Linked DNA regions of Mus musculus: region 2 is linked to region 1. A link is a loop called in an ENCODE intact Hi-C map of the cell type or tissue named here. Cell type or tissue: left cerebral cortex. All regions are shown on one strand. Each heading gives the region's core, and the rest is flanking DNA. Links, peaks and the distances in the headings are about the cores only.

Evidence for each region. Peaks named below come from ENCODE experiments on the same cell type or tissue, not always from the same donor. Only the 100,000 strongest peaks of a DNase experiment are listed, where the experiment ranks them.
Region 2: a loop joins it to region 1, with 5 times the contacts of the local background. A loop is called at or near these places in 1 of 42 quality-filtered maps.

The regions. Positions count from the first base shown.
Region 1 is chr19:17,130,428-17,142,161 of GRCm38, forward strand. All of the region lies in intron 9 of Prune2 (prune homolog 2), which reads left to right. Among named protein-coding and RNA genes, the nearest start is that of Prune2, 180 kb to the left of the region's middle. In left cerebral cortex, for the core only: no CTCF peak of the experiment used is centred there; DNase peaks (open chromatin) are centred at 5,666, 6,365, 7,060 and 10,146; H3K4me3 peaks cover 1,478 bases; H3K27ac peaks cover 1,178 bases.
Region 2 is chr19:17,235,512-17,247,245 of GRCm38, forward strand. No RefSeq gene overlaps it. Among named protein-coding and RNA genes, the nearest start is that of Gcnt1, 120 kb to the right of the region's middle. In left cerebral cortex, for the core only: no CTCF peak of the experiment used is centred there; DNase peaks (open chromatin) are centred at 2,214, 3,073, 5,183, 5,328 and 1 more place.

The DNA of each region.
Region 1 (11,734 bases), core at 2,245-10,244:
ACAAGAATGTCATTTTCTCTTAGTCTACCCAGCTGCCATTTGAGACAAGCCTTGCTAGTCCTATTTCCTGCCTTGATGGAGTTATTTGAACGAATAGACTGCTGAAGTTATTTTTTTTTAAAAATGAGGAAATGGCACAGTTTAGACAACTTCTGTCTCTCATTTTTAGCCCTGTGCTTGTCAATATGGCTCTGCCACTGACAGGCATATTTTCTTAAACTTCTGTAGTTTGATCCATTTGTTTCGATTCCTGCATTTCCCACTGAAAATCACAAAAGGCTTAAGAGTTTCAGTGTTCGGAGAGATAGGTTGAAAGTAGCTGAGTCAGCTTTTACTCCTGACATCTCAGTCTTTTTTTTCCACAAGTAATACGTTTAATTTTTTTTTCAACTTTGGGGTGCTGATGTGAGTTTTTTTTTTAATTAGGTATTTTCTTCATTTACATTTCCAATGCTATCCCCAAAGTACCCCTCCCCTCCCCCTCCCTCCCCTACCCATCCACTCCCACTTGGCCCTGGTGTTCTCCTGTACTGAGGCATATAAAGTTTGCAAGACCAATGGGCCTCTCTTTCCACTGATGGCCGACTAGGCCATCTTCTGATACATATGCAGCTAGAGACACGAGCTCCGGGGGAGTACTGGTTAGTTCATAATGTTGTTCCACCTATAGGGTTGCAGATCCCTTTAGCTCCTTGGGTACTTTCTCTAGCTCCTCCATTGGGGGCCCTGTGATCCATCCAATAGCTGACTGTGAGCATCCACTTCTGTGTTTGCTAGGCCCCGGCATAGCCTCAAGCTGGACATCTCAGTCTTACCACCCCACCTCCCCATCCCCAGCTCTTTCAGCCTGAACACAGATTTCTCGTCATAGAAGAGAGGGCTATTTCTGGTTCAGTGACTGCTTCCTGCTGAGGCAGTGTGGTTCTAGCTCAAGGGGGCCGGAGGACAGAAGGAAGCCAAAGTTCTTCTGCGTTCCCTTTCAGTTTTCCAAATGATTGTAGATGCTTAAAAACTTTACAAGAGGCAGCTCTTGTGGCAAAATGAGGTGGTTCCTCACGGCTGCTCGGAGGGAGGGGCAGCACTGAAGAGCCTGTCTATGCTGTCAGCTTCTAACCTGTGTGAGAGGCCACAGTGTACTCCTGGCTGAGTTTGAAATGGAGAGTGAGTGGCAGAGCTACCTTCAGAAGAAAAGCTGATGGAAAAGAATGGTATTGAAGACAATGAGACAACTGGGCTTTCTTCCGAAGATACGTTTGTGTTTGTATCTGCCTGCTTGCCTGTGTTTGCACCCCACTCCTGCATGCCACAATGCAGGATGCACAGCTTTGGGGAGTTGATTCTCTCCTTCCACTGTTTGGGCCCTGGGGGTCAAACTCAGGTTGGTGTATTTGGCAACAAGTTCCTTTACCCATCGGCCCCGCCAGCATGACCTTCTAAAGCAGGGTGTCTTGGTATTTTAGACCACAGCCAAAAAGATAGATTATACTTTCAAATTAGGAAAATTCGAGGGAGATTTAATTCTGTCACAGTTATGAAGCTGGTGGCAGAGTGTGAGGTGCCCACAGTGAATAGTACAGTGGTCCAGTACAGTAGTAGTGTAGCTGTTGGTGCGTGCCCTGGCTCTGATGAGGGGAGTGGCAGCCTAAACCCAGAAGGATTTAAGGAAGAAGAAGAAGAGTGTGAAGAAGGGTAGCTACCTGAAGGAGCTCAGCCAGTCTCAGTGGTGCCCACTCCTTACTATTGGTCCCAAATCAGCAATGGTTTTTGCCCCATCTATTTTTTGTTTGTTTGTTTGTTTGTTTGTCTGGTTTTGGTTTTGGTTTTTGAGTCAGAGTCTCCCTGTGTAGTCCTGGCTGTCCTGAAACTCCCTCTATAGACAAGGCTGACATCAGAAATCTGCCTGCCTCAGCCTTCCCAGTGCTGGGATTAAAGGACTGTGCCACCACCCTGATTTTGCCCCTTCTATTTGCTAATGTCTGGAGACATGTTGATTGACACACTGAGGAGGGTGTCAATCTTAGAGGGAGTACAAGTGAAGCATTCTGTGACATCCCACAGCATCACCCCAGCCCCAGATGCAGAGTGCAGAGCATGTCCGTCCCACTGACTTGCTTGCTTTCTTCCTCTTCTTGCCCATCTGAAGAGAGCTCCCATTCATCTGTTGATTTTCTGTCTCCATCTGTGAGACTGTAACTTTCAAGAAAGCATAAATCTGGTTTCTCTTATGAAGTGTAATACCCATGATACTTAGAATAGGGACTGCCAGATAGTACGTGCCTGGCAAGTTTGCCTGATTGAACAAAACACAAACAACAACAACAACAACAACAAAAACGGTTGCCCAACATAATTATTCCTCTCTCCCCCTCTTTCTTTCTTTTCCTGAGACAAGGTCTCATTACACACAGCATGGCTGGCCTAGAGCTTGTAATATAGACCAAGCTGCCCTTGAACTTGACTGATCCTCCTGCCCCTGCCTCCTGAGTGCAGGGATTAAAAGGATATGCCACCATGCGCAGATATCAAAATTTGCTTTTAATGACAGTGTAAAAAATTCAAATGTATTTAATTCCCTTTGCTGAAAGAGAGACACTACACTTAGTTCATGAATAGTATGTACCTTTTTGTTTAAAATTTTGTGTTTTTTAGAAAATCCTTTCTTTTGTAATTTGAGACCAAAGTTGCTCATTTCCTGGTGGTCCTCCAAGGTTTTTAGAGCCCTTTAACTTTCTTAAAGTGTCTCTCTATTCATTTCATTGAACCTTATTGAGAAAAATGCCTGATTGGGGCCTTTCTTAGTCACTTTTGGTCATTGTTGTCTACTTCATTGCTTTTACAGTCTCTTCTGTCTGGGTGTCCTTTTCTTTGTTGAAGAAGAACAGTCTACTTATTCGTCATTTATACTCTCAACTCAAGAAGCAGTTGAAAATGCATAATCTCCAAAGACCTTTCAAATTTTACCTTTGGAAACTCAATTCATTAAATAACCATTAGAAAGTAGCAATTAGGTTCTGAGAAAATAATGTCAACTCTACTGGAGAGTGTGATGTCTACTGTGTCCGTTTTGCTAATACAATAACCAGGATGTTACTTACTACATTTAAGTAGTGATTTATTTAAAAATAAATAAAAGCCAGGCGTGGTGGCGTACGCCTTTAATCCCAGCACTTGGGAGGCAGAGGCAGGCGGATTTCTGAATTCGAGGCCAGCCTGGTCTACAAAGTGAGTTACAGGATAGCCAGGGCTACACAGAGAAACCCTGTCTCGAAAAACCAAACAAACAAATAAAGTAGCTGCCTCCATATAAAAACAAATTAATACCTTTGCTCAAGTACTAACACTAAGCTAGGACTACTCCATCTTGCTATAGCCTGGGTATCTAGGTACATCCTATAAGACAGAAGGCAGCATTGTCAGCAGCAGTGGCCTGTATCCCCCTTTAATGCAGCATCTTTAAAGAATGTTAAAATATTTGTGATTAGTCTTGTGGCATAATTTAAAGATTTAAAAAATTTTTAATTGTGTTAGATATGTGTGTGTATGTTTGTACAAACATTTGTACATGATTACAGGTGCCAGCAGAAGCCAGAAGAGGGTGTCACATTCCCCAGGAGCTGGAGTTACAGGCCGTTATGAGGCCCCTAAGTTGCTAGGAATCGAACTCTTCTGCAAGAGCAACAAGTGTTCTTAACCTCTGTGCTATGCCCCCATTGGTAAAAATGTAGTCAGTCTCCATAGCAACTTCTGAGTTTTAGAACAGATATGATTGAAAACCGTTCTCAGCCTTCACCCTGAACAGGCACATTCCCCAGGCTTGATAGCCTGACAGCCCTCTTCTCTCTCTCAATACAGTGTGGCTCATCCTGACTCTGGGCATCCACTTGTTCTCTAGCTGAACTTCTGCCACCTGAAGTGACCTTGGAATCACAGTGTTGCCACCACTGAATAAGTTACTCGAGAAGGGTTTCTCAGAACTACTAATAATTCTCTTGACTTTGCTTGTTTGTTTGTCTTGTTTTGTTTGGAGACTGTCTCACACAGAATCCTGGTTAGTTGGGAGCTCTGCTTGTCTCTGACTTCTAAGTGCTGAGAGGAAGGTATGTGCCACCATGCCTGGCAATTCTAATGAATTGTGTAGACGTTAGTTAAAGATATAAAGATATAAAAATGTGTCCCTTTTCCTTTACTTGGTGTCCCTGAGTCAGGAGGAAGACACTAAATGCCTTCTTCAATCAAGAAGAAGCTAATACCTTTTCATCGGCACCACATTCTGCTGACTACTTAGATTTTTTTCATGTTGGCATTACATCAGTTAGAGATGACCCCAAACTGTCCCATCACCCTACTCTAACACAGTCCCCGCTGCTTCCACCACAAAAGGAGGTTGTATAACACTTAGGATTTCTTGTTATTTTTCAAGTTGATTTTTATGATTATTGATATGTTTTCTAGTTAGGCGGCATGATGCACCAGGAGGGGGTGCCTTAGTGGGCACATGCTGAGGTACCAGCCATATGACGATGGATCTAGTATAAAATGATAAAATTTATTCAGGGCATGAGAAGTGGGGTGAGAAGGGAGTGTGGGAAAGAAAGGGAACAGAGAGGGACAGAAAGAGAGGAAAGAAAGGAAGAGGCCAGCTGAGAACACATAGAGAGGGAGGGAGGGGAGAGGGAGAGGGAGGGGGAGGGGGAGGGGGAGGGGAGGGGGAGGGAGAGGGAGAGAGAGAGAGAGAGAGAGAGAGAGAGAGAGAGAGAGAGAGAGAGAGCGCAGTCCCTTTTATAGCAAGCCAGGCTGTATGTGGCTGTTGCTATGTAACTGTTGGAAGAAGCCTAGACCATCCATATTTTTTATCTGATAATGTAGATTGATATTCATAAAATTAAAGCTTGAACAACTTTACAAAAGCTTTGAGGTTTTTAAAAAACATTTAATTTATTTATGTGTGTGTGTACCAGTGTCTGCATGAGTTTATGTGTACCATTTGCATGCTGGTACCCAGAGGAGGCTCAAGAGGGTGTTAGATGCCATGGTGCTGAAGTTACAGGTGGTTGTCAGTCACCTGGTGTGGGTGGTAGGAACTGAATCTGGGTCCTCTGCAAGAACAGGAAGCATTTTAATCACAGTGCCCAAAATGTGAGTTTTAAAAGTGTCTCTAATTAAGAGTTGGTATAAAGTTTGGGCATGGTGACTCACATTTGTAACCCCAGAGACAGGAGGACCACCATTAGTTTGAGGCCAGCCTCAACCCAGCAAGACAGTTTTTCAATAAATGAATAAATAAGTAAATAACAATTGGGCTGAAACTGATTATGTTCCCATCTATTATATAAATGTCCTTTGATACTTTACTTGCCATAATTATATCGGTACTCCAGATGGCATTTCTATTTTGTAATTTATATATATATTTCTTTATTTACTTACTCATTGAATCATTCATTCATTTGGAGAGGGCCTTGTGTATCACAGGCTGACTTCACAACTGCTATTGTGCTAAAGATGACCTTGGCATTCTGTTCCTTCTGCTTCCACCTGGATGCTGGGATTATAGGCATGCGTCACCATGCCTGGCTTATTAAGATTGAATCCAAGACCACTGTACACATGAGGCAAATGCTTTTCTAGCAGAATGGCATCCCCAGTCTCTGCTGGCAATTCTAGAATTAATAGTAGTGAACATTTGCTGCAAAGCTATTTCAACCCAGCCCCGCTGGATAGGTTATCTTACAGTTTTAAAGTAGCATTATTATTGCTGTCTGTGAGCTGGAGAGCTGAGGCGCCATGCTGTCATAGTCTCCTGCAAACTAGCTAGTAAGTGAGGTTAGATTCAAACTCAAATCTCTGTTTGCAGCATATTTAATCCACCATGCACCTTAGAGCTGTATGAGTCTTGGGTGGGCATCCTGGCTTTTCTAGAACTTTCTGACTTTTTTTTTCTAGAACTATTTTTTCTATGTTTTTTTATGGTTCTCTGTATTATCTTAATCATTGTTCATTAAATGCTCAATTACCTTTTTTTGTAGATACGCTGTAGAGGTAGTGTGTGTGTGTGTGTGTGTGTGTGTTTAAAAGGTTTCTAGGAACGGAATCTCTTTCAAACTTGTATGTTGAAGAAATTCAAATGCAGCCTTATTCAGAGAAAGGAGTGGCAGCGGTTTTCGTAAAAATGACATAAAAATCAAGAGGGTGTTTGTGACTCCATAATCCCGCGGGAGTATTTTCTATTCCCAAACGCTGCCTTTCCCAGCTTCTGCTCCAGCGCCAGGCACAGCAGGCTGGTGCACTAGGAGATCTAGGAGGCAGGTGATCAGCCTTATTTAGATGTGCCAGGGATCACGTGACCAGAAAATGGAGGCGAATCTGTACTTGGTGTTAACTGCTCCAGAAGGGAGATGCTGAAGCGCCAGAACCGCGCATCTTTCTGTTCCTCTCGCTAGCAAGCCTCCTGTCACCCTCAGAAGGTAGGTGGGTCCTGGTCAGACTTTAGGAAGATTGGGCCGGGCGAGGAGAGATTGCAATGGAGACAGTCCTTCTTGAAGCCTGTCTATTGCCGCTGGGAAGTTGGAGGAGGGAGGAGGGGGCAAGAGGAGGCTGGATTCTGCCCGGTCCCTCACCCCTGACACCCGACAGCTGACCAGCTCAGAACCAAGGAGCAGGCAAGCTTTCGATTTCTCGCCCCCTTCCTGGCTGCAGACAATTATCTAACACACCTCTGCATAGCTATAATCAATTTTTATTCATTTATGTCTAGGATAAATATGCAGACAATAAATTAGAGGAAGTGACCGTGTTAAAACTGTTGAGACCGCCGAGAGAGGATGACTGTAATGTCTGGATGGTGTGGGCAGGCTGCCGGAGTAGTGAGGAGTTCACATTTTGCGTTTCTAAAAGTTATCGAAGCTACTATAACAACACCCACTTCTCAATATTTTTCTGATAAATCTTAGAACATTTACAACCTACCTGATTTCTAAGCTACAGAAGTAGGTCACTCTCAAAAATGGGCTTCTGCTGTTCGCACTGGCCTATCAGAATCAAGAGACAGAACCACTATTTTATGTATGAAATGTCAGTATTTCGCTGAAAAAGTAAATTGTGTAAGCAATTAACGATAAAGTGCCCCTGGCCACTTTAGACGATAACACTCGATTTCTACCCGGCAGAGGTGATGGGTGGCAGATACTGCCCTGCAAAGAGAGCACTGGCCATGTTTTAAGGGAGAGGGGCATCCTTTCACCAATTGCCCGACTCTCTACAGATTAGTATCAGTAACTGATTTTGTGAGTAGTTTTTAGACCCATATCCAACCAGGAAAAGTGCCCCTAGCCCCAGCTTCACCCCAACCCCACCCATCCAGCCCCAGCCTCAGCCCCAGCCCCAGCCCCACCCAGCCCCACCCAGCCCCACCCCAGCCCCACCCCGCCCCACCCCAGCCCCAGTCCCCACCACCACCACTCATCCCTGCCTAGTCACCCCAGAGCTCCAGGGCTCTAGCACCATCCCCATCTCTACCCTTTCCCCCTCCTCAAAGCCCCCCCCCCCCCCAGCCTCCCACAGAGGAAGATGGGAGCTGCTTCAGAATAAGCCATCTCAAAGTCTTCATGTGATGAAAGTTTTCCTGGCATTATAATTGGTAATATGCCCAGAACATAAAAATGTAGGATAATTAAATTTAAATAGTAAAGAAAATAGACTGTGGGATGTCAATTGTTGAGAAATTTAATATCTACACACCTCTAAAACAAAACAACAAAAAATGCCCACTGCTCTTATTGACAAATTAAACTCTCATAGGATAGTAGAAAGTGCATTACAATGGCTTGAACCTCCTTGCCCTCTACTCAAAGGCAAATAAAAGAAGGCGAGTCTGTTGATTTTCTGGAGCTAGCAACTCTGGGGACATCTCAGGGGGCCGCTTTGTAATGCAAAGGTGGCTTCTAGAACCTAAACAAAGCCTGAAGCCCCGCGGGCTTCCCTTTAACCAGATGTTGGGCTAACTTTCTCGTTGGTGCATCTAGGTGAATTTCTTTTTTCATTCCATTTAGTTTTTCAACCTTCAGTGGCTTTGGGCTTTTAGCAAAATGTAGCCCCATATATTTAAATTTCTCTGTGCTGGGAAAAGCAAAACACCTACTAAGTTCAGGAGGAAGGTGGCACTTCCGAGTTAGTTTACAACCTTTGCGCTTACATCTAGAGAACGAAACCAGACTCTCAGCGCAGGTATATTTATTATGAACAGAATGCTTTCCCTAAGGGCTGCATGTGATCCAAAGCTAATTAGGATTCACTCTCTTTCCTCACCCTCGTTGGGAGGAGAAAGTGAAACAACTGGCTTGGCAAGGACAGAATGAAGGCAGTTCAGTAAGAGGGACAACAGAGGGACTCTGGGTGCTTTCAGGTAAGAGATTGGGCTGCTCCAGTTCCTTCCTGGTAGAGGACAAGAATGAGGACAAGGGATGAGGTGGAGCTAGGGATAGGGTAGAGGTAGGAATAGGGTTGAGTTAGGAATAGGGTAGAGATGAGGAGAGGGTAGAGTTAGGGATACGGTAGAATTAGAGATAGGGTAGAGGTAAGGATAGGTTAGAGCTAGGGATAGGGTAGAGGTAGGGATAGGGTAGAGATGGGGATAGGATAGAGTTAGGGAGAGGGTAGAGGTAAGGATAGGTTAGAGCTAGGGATAGGGTAGAGGTAGGGATAGGGTAGAGATGGGGATAGGATAGAGTTAGGGAGAGGGTAGAGATGGGGAGGGGGTAGAGTTAGGGATAGGGTAGAGGTAAGGATAGGTTAGAGGTAGGGATAGGGTAGAGGTAGGGATAGGGTAGAGATGGGGATAGGATAGAGTTAGGGAGAGGGTAGAGATGGGGAGGGGGTAGAGTTAGGGATAGGGTAGAGGTAAGGATAGGTTAGAGGTAGGGATAGGGTAGCGTTGGCAGGTTGGGAGGGAAAATGTTTCTGGTGAAAAGAATTCCCTAATCTAAGTATAGTCAAGTGAGCCTTCAGCAACACATGGAAGACTAAGAGAATTTGATTGTACGTAGACAGTAGAACAATTAGGAGAGTTAGGAAAGATTGACTAAATGGCTGAGTCCTGAGATTTCAACAACAACAACAACAACAACAACAAAACCCTTTGAATTAAATGTATTATGTCGACTGTGGAAAGCCAGTGTTTTTGAGTTAGGGCTGCCTCGATGGTGTGGTAACAGTGGACTCAATATGGCAGCAGGTGGAAATCTGACTGTACATTATGGGACTGGACCTGAGCCTGGGATCAGAAGGAGGGAGAAAGTTTCAGAGCCACAGACAGGAAGACAGTTGGAGGACTTGGAAATGGAAGACAGCAAGGACCCATGGGTTGTTGCTCAGGGACTTGTCAAGCTTGAGGTTGGATGTTGGCGTCATAAAGCATGCAGATAATGAGAAAAGGACCACCAAAGTCAGATGTAAGGCAAAGGCAACTTTATTTACCAGGGGAAAATGCTAACTGGTTAGGTTCACAGTCAGTTTCTGAGCTGACAATATGACCCTGAAAGGGACTGAACAGTCTCTCTCTCTCTCTCTCTCTCTCTCTCTCTCTCTCTCTCTCTCTCTCTCTCTCATAAACCTGTGTTCAGGGGATAATAAAGAAGGAATTCATAAAATGAGAAGTGAGGGTTAGTTCTCGAGTTCAGGGTGTGGTGGATAGCGGGATAGTGATGCAGGCTTTTCTGAGACAGCGAGCCATCTTATCTCAACCTTTATGGGTTTCCCGCAGGCCAGGTGGTTTTACTGCAACTACAAAGAATGGAGAGCTTAAGGATATGCAGTTAAGATAGGGGCAGCAGCAGATCAGTGCGGAGTTTGCTGCTCTGGTGAGTTGCTTAAAGAAAGTGCCGCTCCTCTTCAGAGCAAGATCACTCCAACTCAGGCAGTGGCACCAGCCGAAAAGGAAAATCCAGATCTGTCTTCAGCCTGCCATGGACCCAGAGTGTACCTTGGTCTCTATATGGTTGCTGCAGACTCCTATATAGACTGTGGTGTAGTACTAGGGAAGAGTATGAAGAACAAGGGGAGATTGTCCTTTGGTTATTCCCTCCTGGGCAATGATTGTGTGACTCATCTTAGACTTACCAGCTGGAACACAGGATCAGACCAAACACTGCCCATGGCAAGTTCTAGAGAGTGACTCATAGGTTGTAACAACAGAGTGAGTCTTGACGGTTGGCATAGAGGCCGGGGGAGATACAGGAGGATACGAAGGCTGTTTTATTGCTCTTTATTGCTTCCCAGTAGTATCAACCGCCAGCTGTCATCTGGAGAGCTCAGCTGGGGCTTTGCCCTCCTGCTACCTCCTCTAGGTGTTACTCCTGTCTGTCTGTTTCCAAAATCACCACCAATGTGTCCAGCCCTTCCTGTGCTGTTCTGTGTGGATTTGTCTCTTTTCTCTTTGGTCTCCTTGATGTTTAGATTCATAGAGAGCAGATATGTTTCTGATCCGTTAGTTTTGTAATTCCCCTCTCCCAGACTAGTTAACACTTCTGTATGCTGTCAACATTCAAATGTTTGTTGAAGTTTTCCTGGAACAGTCTGCGAGGCAATCAGTGAGCATTAGGGAGAAGCCACATCTGTCAGGGTTCATGGGAGGCTGGTTCATATGATTCAGGTATATTTTCATCCTATACGATGAAATAAGATTTTATTTTTTTCCCCAAATCACTTCTAGTTTAAAATGTAGTAGCCAAACACATCCTTTCCACCCTGTTCTGAAAAGCAAAGTTTCGTGTTACCCAAATCCAGCTTGGGAGTCCCAGTTCTCAAGCCACTATTACCCATGAGCAAGAGACTCAGGAAGCAAGGGGACATAATGTCACCAGTTAGCAATCGCATTTTCCCATCCCCCCCATCCCAGAAATATCTCAGAAAGGTTGATGAAATGAGAAGTTCTAGAAGTCGCTAACCTATCTAAAGTAAAGCAGGAGTAAAGGTACCATAATATGATCCCAGGAGTGTGGGGAACAGGAGAGGTAGGAAAGACAGATGAATGGACAGTTGATGTTACTGAAGTAAGGAAAAACTGGTAGTGATGACGGATAAAAGTCAGGACAAGCCCCATGCCTCTCCAGGCCATGAGGATGCTTTCTTTGTGTGTTAGTCTAAGTCAGAGGTAGTCAAGCCTCCTGCATTACTGTGCAGTCGGAGACTAGATCCCCTGTGATGAGCCTTTCATGATGCCTTGTGTATTTGAGTGTTTGACTTTAGCTCAAGCTTGATTCTGTCTTATCTTGGTGAGTGTGAACTGATGGTTGGCTATTAATTTTATTTCCCATCCCTAACTTTAAATACAGTAAATAAATTGTGTGTGTGTGTGTGTGTGTGTGTGTGTGTGTGCCTGAGTGTATATAAGTGTACCATGTGTGTGCAGGGGCCTGTGGAGGTCAGAAGAGGGCATCGGATCCTCTGACACTGGAGTTATAAGTGTTTGTATATTTTCCAGTTTGACTTTGGCATGAGCTTACTTCTCAGTAGCTTGGTGAGTGTGCACTGAACTTTGGCTGTTACCTTTATTTCTCATTGAAGACGTGCTGGGAACTAGACCTGGGTCCTCTGTATGAGCAGTACATTCTTTTCTAAGCCATATTTTTAGCCGCACCCTCAGTACTATTATCTACCACCGGGGACCTGGTAACTAGAAAGTGAGAGGTCTGTATAAGACAGGCTCACGAAGTCCCATTTAGTGCTGTGAGTCTGTGAC
Region 2 (11,734 bases), core at 1,417-9,416, 100 kb after region 1:
AGCTAAAGGGGTCTGCAACCCTATAGGTGGAACAACAATATGAACTAACCAGTACCCCCAGAGCTCGTGCCTCTAGCTGCATATGTAGCAAAAGATGGCTTAGTTGTCCATCATTGGGAAGAGAGGCCCCAGTACAGGGGAATGCCAGGGCCAAGAAGCAGGAGTGGGTGGGTAGGGGAGTGGAGGGGGAGGGTTTGGGGGACTTTTGGGGATAGCATTTGAAATGTAATGAAGAAAATACCTAATTTTTAAAAAGTAAAAAAAAAAAAAAAAAAAAAAAGAAAAGAAAAGAAATATTTGAAGAAAATGTGTTGACATTTAAAAAAAATCTGACTATTGTCATTTTAAAGATAAAAGCTTTAGATATTTAGATATAAGAATGAGCTAATGCTACTCTCTTAGGAATTGCACCGTAACATATTTTTTGACAAGGGGCTGTGGCAACTCAGCTTAATTTAAAATCACTTAGAGAAAGAGTTTGTGTTTGTTGGAAAAGATTGCATGCATATATACATACACAAACTTAAATATACTAAAATGCATGTTGCCTTGCTTTGAAGATTGATGATCAAACTTTATCATAATACAGAGTAAAAGAGTTATATAAACACATAAAATCAAGGATTTCAGTAATGTTTCATAGCTAAACAGTGCACATTTCATGGACCTTGCTCGGGGTAAGTTAATATGTACAATAGTGAAGAGTCTGACAATAAAGAATGATAGCAACAAAGAAAGCACTATCTTACCTTGTCATTCTTTCCTGTTGTGCTGATCTTGTATAAAATAATAAATATTTTACAAAATTGAAAAAACAAGAGAGAGAAATAGCCACTAAACTGAGCATTTGCTAATACCAACCACCTTTATAATGCAGACCTGACTTCCACTCTCCCTCTGCTCCTGTTCTCTCTGTGTACTCTGGTCTGAGAGTCCTGGAGTTGCTGCTGTTGTAACTGTCAGGAAGAAGATGACTGGGACCAGGAAAAGACTCAGGAACTTAGGAGTTAAGTGACAGAAACCTAATAGAAATTCTTACTATGTTTAAAATTTTAATTTTCCTTCCAAATTAGGCACAGAATTTTATTTTTTAAAATATATTTGTTATTTAAAAATTCAACCCCTCCTGTGTGATGGTTAGTTAGGGTCGTCAATTTAATTTGTTGAGTCTGGAATCAACTGAGAGAAATGCTTCTGGGTGGATCTTTGAGGGAATTTTCAGGGAGGATTAGATGTGGCGAGGAAGCCTTTCCCCATCTGATGGTATGAGGGGAAAGCAGGCGTGCTTTTCCTATCTATCTGCCTTCACTTCCTGATGGAGAATGAATCTAACCTGTGGCTGCTACCTCTGTGGCCATCCTTCAGTTCCATTGGAACCTAGAGTTGTTGTGCCAGGGAAATGTTAGTGATCTCCAACCCCCCCCCAAAAAAAAAAAAAAACAGACAGGAGTCGATCTGATGCAACTCACAGCAGGGTCTTTATTCTATTGGAGCTAGCTCATCCCCCAACCCCTCAATGAACCACCATCACACAGGACAGTTTGGGTGGTGGGAGAGCCCCAAATGTCTATCGTGGCAAGGCTTTATAGTAAGTAGCAAGCAGGGAGTACATCTAACTGGAAAGCTACCGTGGTCTTTAACATAATTGGCTGGTGCTGGGAGTCATATCATAAACTTAACTTCTGTTCCCCTCTGTATTGGTGATCATAAGGCAGGGGCTGGGCTTGTAACCTTGGGGTGCAGGTTTGTTGGGGGAATAACCTGTAGACACTGGTCTTGTTGAGGGTGTAACCTGGAGACTGAAGCTAGTCTTGGGTTTTGTTCGGGGGGGGGGGGGGGCAACTTAGAAACTAATGATAGGTTCCAGCCTGTTAGTTTATCTGAGTTCAAACTTAGGTCAGGTTCTCTAAAATGGAGTCTGAACTTGAAAGATTTGGCATCTGAGAGGCTTTGGCTTTTCATTGTAGACTAAAGCCCAGAAGCTTTCTAGCGACCCTCCAACCACATTGGGCTGGCTAAGACATCCACTGTCACAGCCTTCTGGGTCCCTGGCTTTGTCAGCCAGCAGACAGCTATTGCTGGATCACCCAGCTTCATTCTCGAAGCCACTCTTGTCATTCCTGATGCACTACACGTTCACTCTCAGTTCTGCTCTCTACAGAATGCTGACCCTGCCCCTTGGGCCATTCATTCTTCATGGCCCTAAATCTGAGTGGCGTGGGACAACCCCAGTCATTCACTGTGTCTGCTAGGCTGCAATTTAGGCAAGAGTTGAGAGAAATGGCTCATCTCTGTCCCACATCACATCTGCCAGGACAGCTGGCCAGGGAGTGGAGAAGCCTCTTACAAAAGCCTTACTAACCTAGACGGCAAGTTGTTTAAATTGTTTGCCACATTTAAAACTGTGAGCTTTCAGAAGATAGATACTGTGTATCTGTTTTTATTTCTTTTTGTAGAAATCATAACGAGCTTTACTCATTTCTAGGGAAATTACCGTGGTGAACAGGTGTAGTTGGTATTCTAGAATGAAGGCAGGGAGTACAACACTTTTATTGTTCAAATGGAAATCTATCTTAGGCCTGGCCAAACACGTCATTCCATTCACTGACAATAGATTCAAAGATGGTTGACACACAATTTTAATCCCAGAACTCAGGAGGCAGAGTCAAGCAGATTGTTGTGAATTTGAGGTCAGCCTAGGTACATAGTGAGTTTCAGGACAGCAAGGGCTACATAGTGAAATCCTGCCTCAAAATTAGTTAATTGGATAATCACCCGACTGGAACCTATCATAATTCAGGAGATTTTTATGACGGTTTCCAGGGTGTCTTGCCTCTGGAAGTTTTTAGGTCTGAACTTGCTTAAAGATATCCTACCACCCCTAGAAGCTTGACCATGAAGAAGCATAGACATAGAAGAACAGAAGCAAACAAGTGAATCCTGAATTGCCCATGCAGCCTGACTGCACCCTATGTCTTGACTTCTCCATCACATTCCATGTGCTCTTTTTGTGTTGTATTTAAGCCGATCAAACAGAATCCAAAGGCTCCTTGCAGTGTGAGGTGATCTTCCTGCTTCTGTTTCCTTTTGACACTAGTCCAACAAGCACGCTTCACTCCTCTTGGCTACGTGCTCTCCTGCAGGAAGCATGAGCAATGCCTATTTATAAAGAGCTATAGAGGCTTGTGAGATAGCTCAGCAGGAGGAGGTTCTTGTGCCAAGCTTGACTACCTGAATTTGATCCCTGAAGTCCACAGGTGATGAAAGAAGAGAACCAATTCCTGCAACTTGTTCTCCAAACTCCTGACACATGAGCATGCCTGTACACATTCAGAAATAAATAAATCTGATAAAAATTTAACTTATAAACACTACATAAGTGCCGTTGTTACTAGGATGTTCCTCCATAAGACCACAATGCCATGGGTCGAAGAAGAGCTGAGCCACTCCAGACATGGTTCCAGAGAGCAGCATCAGCTTTGTTGCCCATGATCAACCACTTATACAGTGAACGCCTATCAGCTCTGATTGGTTGGCACATTAGCTTGGACAGTGAGTGCTCATTCCACCAGAGTCTCTGTGTGGAAGAAGCACATGAAAAGAGATGTGGCGAGTGTTCTGATTTCAGGAGCATGGTGCGCCACTCTTCTTATTTAGAAGATCAGTGTGCCAGGTAGGCTTGCCACAATTATACTTACATGTTCTCCTACACATAAATAATAAATATGACCGATGCCAAGACAGGAATACATAATTTCTCTGAGTTCAGTATATCTGGTATAATTCAAGACCTCATAAGGTAGAGGAGGAGAAGTGGATCAGGAAGTTCAAGGTCATCTCTGGCTACATAGCAAGTTCAAAACCAGCCTGAAATACATAAGAGTCAAGCTCAAAACCAAAACAAAACAAAAATTGCCTTTTGTTCTAACCTCCTGCTGTGGTTTGGGAGTAGATGCTCTCCCAACTCTTAGTTCACATTTTGGAACCTAAGAATCAAAGGTGCTAATTTTAAGATAGGCCCTCCCTCGCTCCAGTGGATAGCCCCACGACCATATCTACAGCACTAATTGGACTCCTTAAATTTTGTTCTTAAAAATGGGTTACATATAAAAAAGAAAGCATGAAGTTGGTAGGTATTGTTTTCTGTTGTTGTGATATAGAATTAACCAAAACTAGCCTGAGCAAACAAAGGTTTAGTGCATAGTAAATTTCCAGGTCACACTCTGTCACTAAGGGAAGTCAGGGCAGGAACCCAAGTCAGGAACCTGGAGGCAGGAGCAGAAGCAGAAACTACAGAGGAACACAGTTTATGGGCTTGCTCATAGGCTCATACTCAGCTACCTTTCTACCTTTCATGACCATTACCTGCCCAGGGGTGACACTGCTCACAGTAGGCTGGGCCCTCCCACCTCAATCAACAATTGGTGGACTAAGTTATACCCATTTGTAAGGATTGTAACACTCCCAAAACTAGCATCTATCAAGCCATCTTTTACCCTTCAATGGCAAAATCCACCAAAAATCACTTGGGAAACTTGTGTGATTCTTGGTAAAACAAAATCATGTCTGTGAAGCTCATTGTCCAAAACCATGCTCAACCAAAGGCAGGTGGTTCCAGAGGTTTCTTTTGTTTTTTGTTTTGTTTTGTTTTGCTTTGCTTTGTGTGTGTGTGTGTGTGTGTGTGTGTGTGTGTGTGTGTGTGTGTGTGTGTTGTGTGTGTGTGTATCATTTAAGAGACCTCACAACTCTAGACAGCTCCAGATGCTACAGTGTTAGACGTGTAACAACCCCAAGCAGGCCTGCAAACTCATTTCATCAGAAATCCTGCTGCCCTGGAGGACGCTTCCGCACAGGAAACCAATGCTTGTGGGTTTCCTGGATCCCCTGGAGCCACTACTAACTCGGGCATCACCTCTCTTAGCTCATTTACCACTATCACCAGAATCTACCTTTCTTGCTTTTCAGGACAGCCAGCTAAGTCTACCTCCCATACAAGAGCGTCACTACAGTTTCATAACCAATACCTGGAACCTTTGTTTTGAGCTAAGAAGCACTAATCACCAACCTGTGATTGGCAACCTTAATGAGAATCTGAATGGTCTCTGCCTCTTGGCATTCATGTCCTTGTGCATTTCTTTCCTGCGAGTGGGCTGGACTTAGTGATTCATTCTAGCAAACAGAACACAGCAAATGTGATAAAATGCCACTTCCAAAATTAGCTTACGAAGCAATGGTGACTTTTATCTTCTTTGTTCTCCCCCCCAAACACACACCACCCCCTGAGAGATGCCACCTTCCATATTAAGAACACCCCCACAGAGAATCCTGTGTGGCAAGGGATTGCTATCTAGAATAGCCAGAGAAAACAGGAGGCTTGCCAAAACCAAATGAGTGAATCTGGACAGAGATGGATGCTCCCCAAGATAGGCCTAATGGTATCTGCACCCTTGGCCAAGCTTTGAGTTCAGCTGACTAAGAGATGGAGCCAGCTATGCAGCTGATGCCTGACTCAGACACTGAAATAATAAACATTTATTGTATTATCCATGAAGATTTAGAATAATTTGTTTTGCAGCACCAGATAAACTTGAAAAGAAATCAGGATTACCTACCCCCACCCCCACCTTTGGAAAATTTCTTCTAGCCGGGAATAAGAAACAATAAATAGTTGGATGAATTATCCAGTGATAAACCAAAATTACCTACAATAGTAAGTAGATAGATTAGGAATCACTGACAGAGTTGCTGTGACCTGCAGGGTTTGGGAATTGGCCTGACTGGGGCTACAGGCAGTGAGAAAACGAAAGACACACCTACAGAAAATCTGGGCTCTGGTATCCCATATACTCTGAAGGAGCTGCACTAGCAACCCAGAAACTCAGTGAGTTTATTACATACAGCTGAATGAAGGGATGGTTTGCTAATCCTGGTGTGTGTGTGGGTGGGGTTTGTAGAACAGTAGTCTTGGGCTACAGTCATCAGGAAGAAGAAAGCTATGGTTGATAAAAGTATCAACCATACATTCATCCTCAGACCAGGGAAAGATCTTGCCACACCCCTGAGCCTGAGCCTAGCCCAGGGAAGGCTTTGCCATTCTCATGGGTCTGAGGTATTGGGGACCTTGACATGGCCACGTGCACATCAACAATACGCAGGCCTTTATCTGCTCCCCACATAGGGACATTACCTTCTCCTGTCAGTCATCCTACATTCTGCTCCTTTAAAGAGTCGCCAGTGATTTCTAAGCTGGTTGACAATTGTCCCTGTCCTTGAACAGAACCTGAGGCTCAGAAGGAAAAATGAAGATACAAATCACAGACCAAATGAAGTTCAAGAAGAAAGAAGATCAAAGTATGGATACTTCAGTCCTTCTTAGAAGAGGGAACAAAATACCCATGGGAGGAGGTACAGAGACAAAGTGTGGAGCAGAGACTGAAGGAAAGACCATCCAGAGACTGCCCCACCTGGGATGCATCCCATGTACAGTCACCAAACCCAGATACTATTGTGGATGCCAACAAGTGCTTGCTGACAGGAGCCTGATATAGCTGTCTCCTGAGAGGCTTTGCCAGTGCCTGACATATTCAGAGGTGGATGCTCTCAGCCAACCATTGGACTGAGCACAAGGTCCCCAATGGCGGAGCTAGAGAAAGGACCGAAGGAGCTGAAGGACCTTGCAGCCCCATAGGAGGAACAACAATATGAACCAACGAGATCCCCCAGAGCTCCCTGGGGGATCAACCATCAACCAAAGAGTACACATCTCCAGGTGTGTCTTTCATACCCATGGTCCCAACTGCATATGTAGCAGAGGATGACCTAGTGGGACATCAGTGGGAGAAAAGGCCCTTGGACCTGAGAAGGCTTGATGCCCCGGTGTAGGGGAATCCCAAGGCAGGGAAGTGGGAGTGGGTGGGTTGGTGAGTAGGGAGAGGGGAGATGGGAGGAGGGATTTTTGGAGGGGAAACCAGGAAACGGAATACCATTTGAAATGTAAATAAAGAAAATATCTAATAAAAAATCCATTTTGCATTATACATCGTACAATAAAATAATTTTAACGCTCAAAAAAAAAAAAAAAAAAAAAGAAGAAGAAGAAGAAAAGAAAAGAAAAAAATAAAGGCAGCTGGTATGGTCCCTAACCAGCCCCTTGGTCTCTCTAACTCAAGCCTACCCCAGCCTGGGGGTACCCAATTGTTCTTCATCACTCAGGAGGCCAATGCAGGAGGATATGTGAGTGGTTTTCTCTGAAATCCATCTTAAATAGGTCACATTCAAAGTAAATGGGGAGGGAACCTTCTCCTTTCTGGTGTAGCCTAAGACTTAAGAATTTATCCTGTGCTCATCAACAAGAAGACTGCTTACAAAATGAAAGCCACTCTTTAGAGGGAGGAGGGATGGGATAGGGGGTTTTCAGAGGGGAAACAAGGAATAGGGGGTAACATTTGATATGTAAATAAAGAAAATATCTAATAAAAAAGTAAAAAAAACCTGAAAGTCAATCATCCTATCTGCCACTGACTTGAAGAGACAGTGGATGACAGAGAGAGATAGAAAGAACAAAGCAATATCTCGAGAGGAGAATCATCCAGAGGAACCAATACCAGTTAGGAAAAGATGCACTGCTTTGATCTGGCTGCCTGCCAGAGGCTCAGGGCAGATCACTGAGTTAAAACTTGGGGAAACATACGAAGATGGATTTCAGGCTTTTCCAGCAGAAGAGAGAAGACTGAGAAGCCTGTACACGGCTGTCCAGAGTATCGGTTTTCTTAGATGATTCAAGTCCCCAGGAATCAAGCCTACAAATTTGCCAGCTTCTGTCTTCGCTTTTGGGAGTCTGTATTTAGGATGCATCCCACAGCCTGTGTTCTGAGGAGTGATAATCGGGGATGAAATTAAGCCACCTGCCTGCACAGCACAGAGGGGTCTTTCCACAGGAAGAGGACATCACAGGTCTGGACCAGGCAGAGATGGTGACAACAGGTGGCTGCTTCCTGGGAGACTTGATCTGCACCATGACACACCCCTGTGCTGATAACCACACCCGACTCTGCTTTCTCAGGCTGGACCAACCCTGCTTGCCCCAGGACCCCAGGGGCCAGAAAATTTTGCTCTCTGTGAGCTTAATATCCTCATACATGAGGCACATAATAAATTGTGCGTGTTCTTTCTCCTGCTAAAAAGACAGTTAATGGTGTCAGAGATCTAGTTCAGTAGTAGAAGCCTGAGTAGCATTTGCAAGGCTCTGGGTTCATTCTCAGCACTGCAGAACAAACTAATAAACTTGGGTGTGATTGTAAAGATGTTCTTTCAGTGGTCCTAGTATTTTCTCACAGTGAAGGTCTAAGGAAATGCTTTCAGCAAGAAACAGAGCCATTTGACTTCATTCATTCATTTATTCATTGATTCATAATTTGCTGTACAATTCAGGCTGACCTTGAACTTTTTATTCTCCTGTTACAGCCTTCAAGTGCTGGAACTATAGTTCATACCCAGCTGCCATTTTACAATATGACCAGAATATTCTGTTCTTCAGTGAGGCCTGCCCTCAAGAGAACACAGTGCCTAACTAAGTGGAAGGGGGAAAGACAGCAACTGCCTTCCGTGTTGAGGTTTTTGCCTTTTACTGTCTATTGTAATGCTATGTGTGTGCCCTAAGACCTAGACTCTGCACTTAGCCCCTGTGACCCTGCCCCCAAGTTAGTCCTGATTGGTGAATAAAGATGCCAATAGCCAATAGCTCACAGAAGATACCGAGGTGGGGTTTAGATTTCCCAGCTTGCCGTCAGAGAGGACCACAAGGAAAAGGAGGTGCAGGAGAAGAGAAGGAGAAGTGGCCATGGGTTAAGAGTCAAGAGAACGTGGCCCTGAGGGCTGCCCAATTGGAGCTAAGAGCAGCCCAGATGAAACATAATAAATAGTAAGTAATAGCTCGGGGTTATGCGTAGGGAAGTAGATTCTAACAGCATGAGGGGTAGGCAGCTGCCCAGCTCTTGTGCTGTTTAAGGCATATTGTAAATAAATATAAAGGCTGTGCATGCGTCTTTCATCAGGGAACTCAAAGGTGGGGTAGAAACCATGGGCTGGGAATTAAATAATTTCTTTAACACTTCCAGTCTCACCTGAGGTGGAAAAACAGAACAAAAAAGAGTGAAGGGCACTGGTGAAGACTCAGCTCCACAGTGCATGCTTACTGCCCGAGCACAGAAACACCACACAGGTCACCGCATCTACTGGGCAGCCGAGTAATGGCTGGGCGTGAACCCTAGAGAACTCCTTAATTAAGTCCCCGGAGAACGTTTAAGCAGTCTCTAGGGCAGCTCAGAGGCAATAGAGAGGCCACAACAAGAATGCCACATGAAACCTTGGTTTCTAATACTTACCATGACAGCAAACAGTACACTCAGAGCCTGAAGTTCAGCCAGACAAACAAACCTTCACACAAAAGGCCTATTTAGAAGTTTCTTTTCGTGAGGTTGTAGTGTCTAGATTTCAGCAAGAAACTGCAAGCCTCGCTAAAAAGCAAGTGGCGGGTGTGTGGTGTAGGAAATAAATTATTAAAAGCAGAAATTAATCTTTCCAGACTTCAGTCTTTCTAAAATTGTAAGAGTGACAGGTTGATTATCTAGAACCGTAATCAGTGTTGGAGTGGAGCCCAGAGCCTTGAGCCTTCATTGCAAGCACGCCACTGCCTACAGCCCATCATGGTAGGTACTCAAGGTTTTTGTTATCGGTTGAAGATGTCCTGAAACACAGAAATATGAGATTTGGGGATTATATTAGTGTATCATTTTTATTTAAAGGAAAACTTTAGTCATAGTACAACAAATGAATCTAGGCTTAGTGAGATGGCTCAGTGGATAAATGGGCTTCTCTCTAAAGCCTGGCAACTTAAGATCAGTCCCCACAACCCACAGGAAGCTGGAAGCGAGAACCAGCTTCATAAAAGTTGTCCTGTGACCTCCATACCTGTGCCATGACAAGTATACCTGCGCGCGCGCGCACACACACACACACACACACACACACACACACACACTCACATAAACACACACACACACACACATACACACACACACACACATACACACACACACACAGAGAGAGAGAGAGAGAGAGAGAGAGAGAGAGAGAGAAACAATCTAAAATAACTGTCTCTCTTAATGTGTGTTTTGCTTAATACTTTGGTAATAGTTTTTTTTTCATGTATTTCACTATAAGTGCTTACAAATATGCTTATGTACTTATAAGCATGCATATGAGTATGCCTAGCATACTTATAGTCCTTAGCTAAGTTTTCCTTGTTATCCCATTGCAGTGTTGTCTGAATTGTTAGGGTCAGAGCCTGGGCTGTGGAATCCCTAACAAGCTTGGTCACTGTCTTACTTTTCTGTTGCTGTGATAAGACACCATAATGAAAGCAACTTATAGAAGAAAGTGTTCATTGGAGCCTGACAGTTACAGAGGGTCAGAGTACATGAGCATCATGGGGAGAAGCAAGGCAGCAGACAGCCATAACACTGGGGCAGAAGCTGAGAGCTCACATCTTGATCCCTGAGCACAAGGCAGTAAGAGTTAACTGGGAATGGCGTGGGCCTTTGAATCCTCAAAGCCTGCCTGCTCCCCAGTCCTAATTCATACTGGGTAAAGGAACAAAGAAGTCCAAAGACTCTCTCCCTCCCCACATAGTCCCCAGATCCTGAAGTGAGCATTAGATTTAAATGGAAGGCAACAATTGTGCATATGTAAACAATCCTGGCCAAGGTTCGGGCAAGCCATCTTCATGGCCTCAGCTCTAGTCTCTCCTTCCTGGAGAGTTGTGAAATCCCTTCCCGAGAGACGAGCTTCTCCTTTGGCTTCAGTCTTTCCCTTCCCAGGCATGAAATTGCTGCAGACTTTCCAGTTTCTTGGGATCCATCGTTTCAGAGGTCTGATAGACAAAGGGAGTAGGCCAAGTGTCTCTTGTATATCTTCATGGATGCCAGCAGAGTTGTGAGATACTGTCCTGGACTAAGCTCCTACACAGGACTCAGTAGGACCAGACTGAAAATCAAAATGGAGTCACTCATGTCAAGTTCCTTCACCAAACTGAAATGAAGCAATGGCAGATATCCTAAACAGGCCATATTCAATTAACATGATAATGAAGTTCCCTCTATTGAATCCTTTTGTATGCAAAAGGCACAGCCTGAAGTTCTATGCTGGCTAGTTTTGGTTTTTGGGATTTTGTTTTGTTTTGGTTTGGTTTTAGGTTTTGTTTGCTTATTTTGTTTATTTTGTTTTGTTTTTGTTGACTTGACAGGAACTAGAGCCATCTGAGGGCAAGGAACCTCAGTTGAGAAAATGCCTCTATAAGAATGGCCTGTAGAACAGCAAGTGGACTGTTGTCGATCCCATCTCCTGGTATAAAATCAAATTTATAAGACTTCAAAATATTGTGTTACCTCCAAAAAATTATGGCAAAAAGGTTGCCATAGTAGGAAAAGTTGTAAACTGCCAAATATAAAGGCATAGAAAGTGATCGATCTCCGATCTTATTTTCTTACCAGAGTGTTCCTGACTTCAGAAACCTAAGGGGCATTTTTCTTGATTAACATTGTAGAAGGGCCCTGCTCACTCTGCTACTCCTGGGCAGGTGGAAAAAATTAGAAAGCAGTCTGAGCAAGTCTTGGGGAGCAAGCCAGAAAGCAACACTCCTCCATGGTCTCTCCTGCAGTCCCCTGCCCTGACTTTT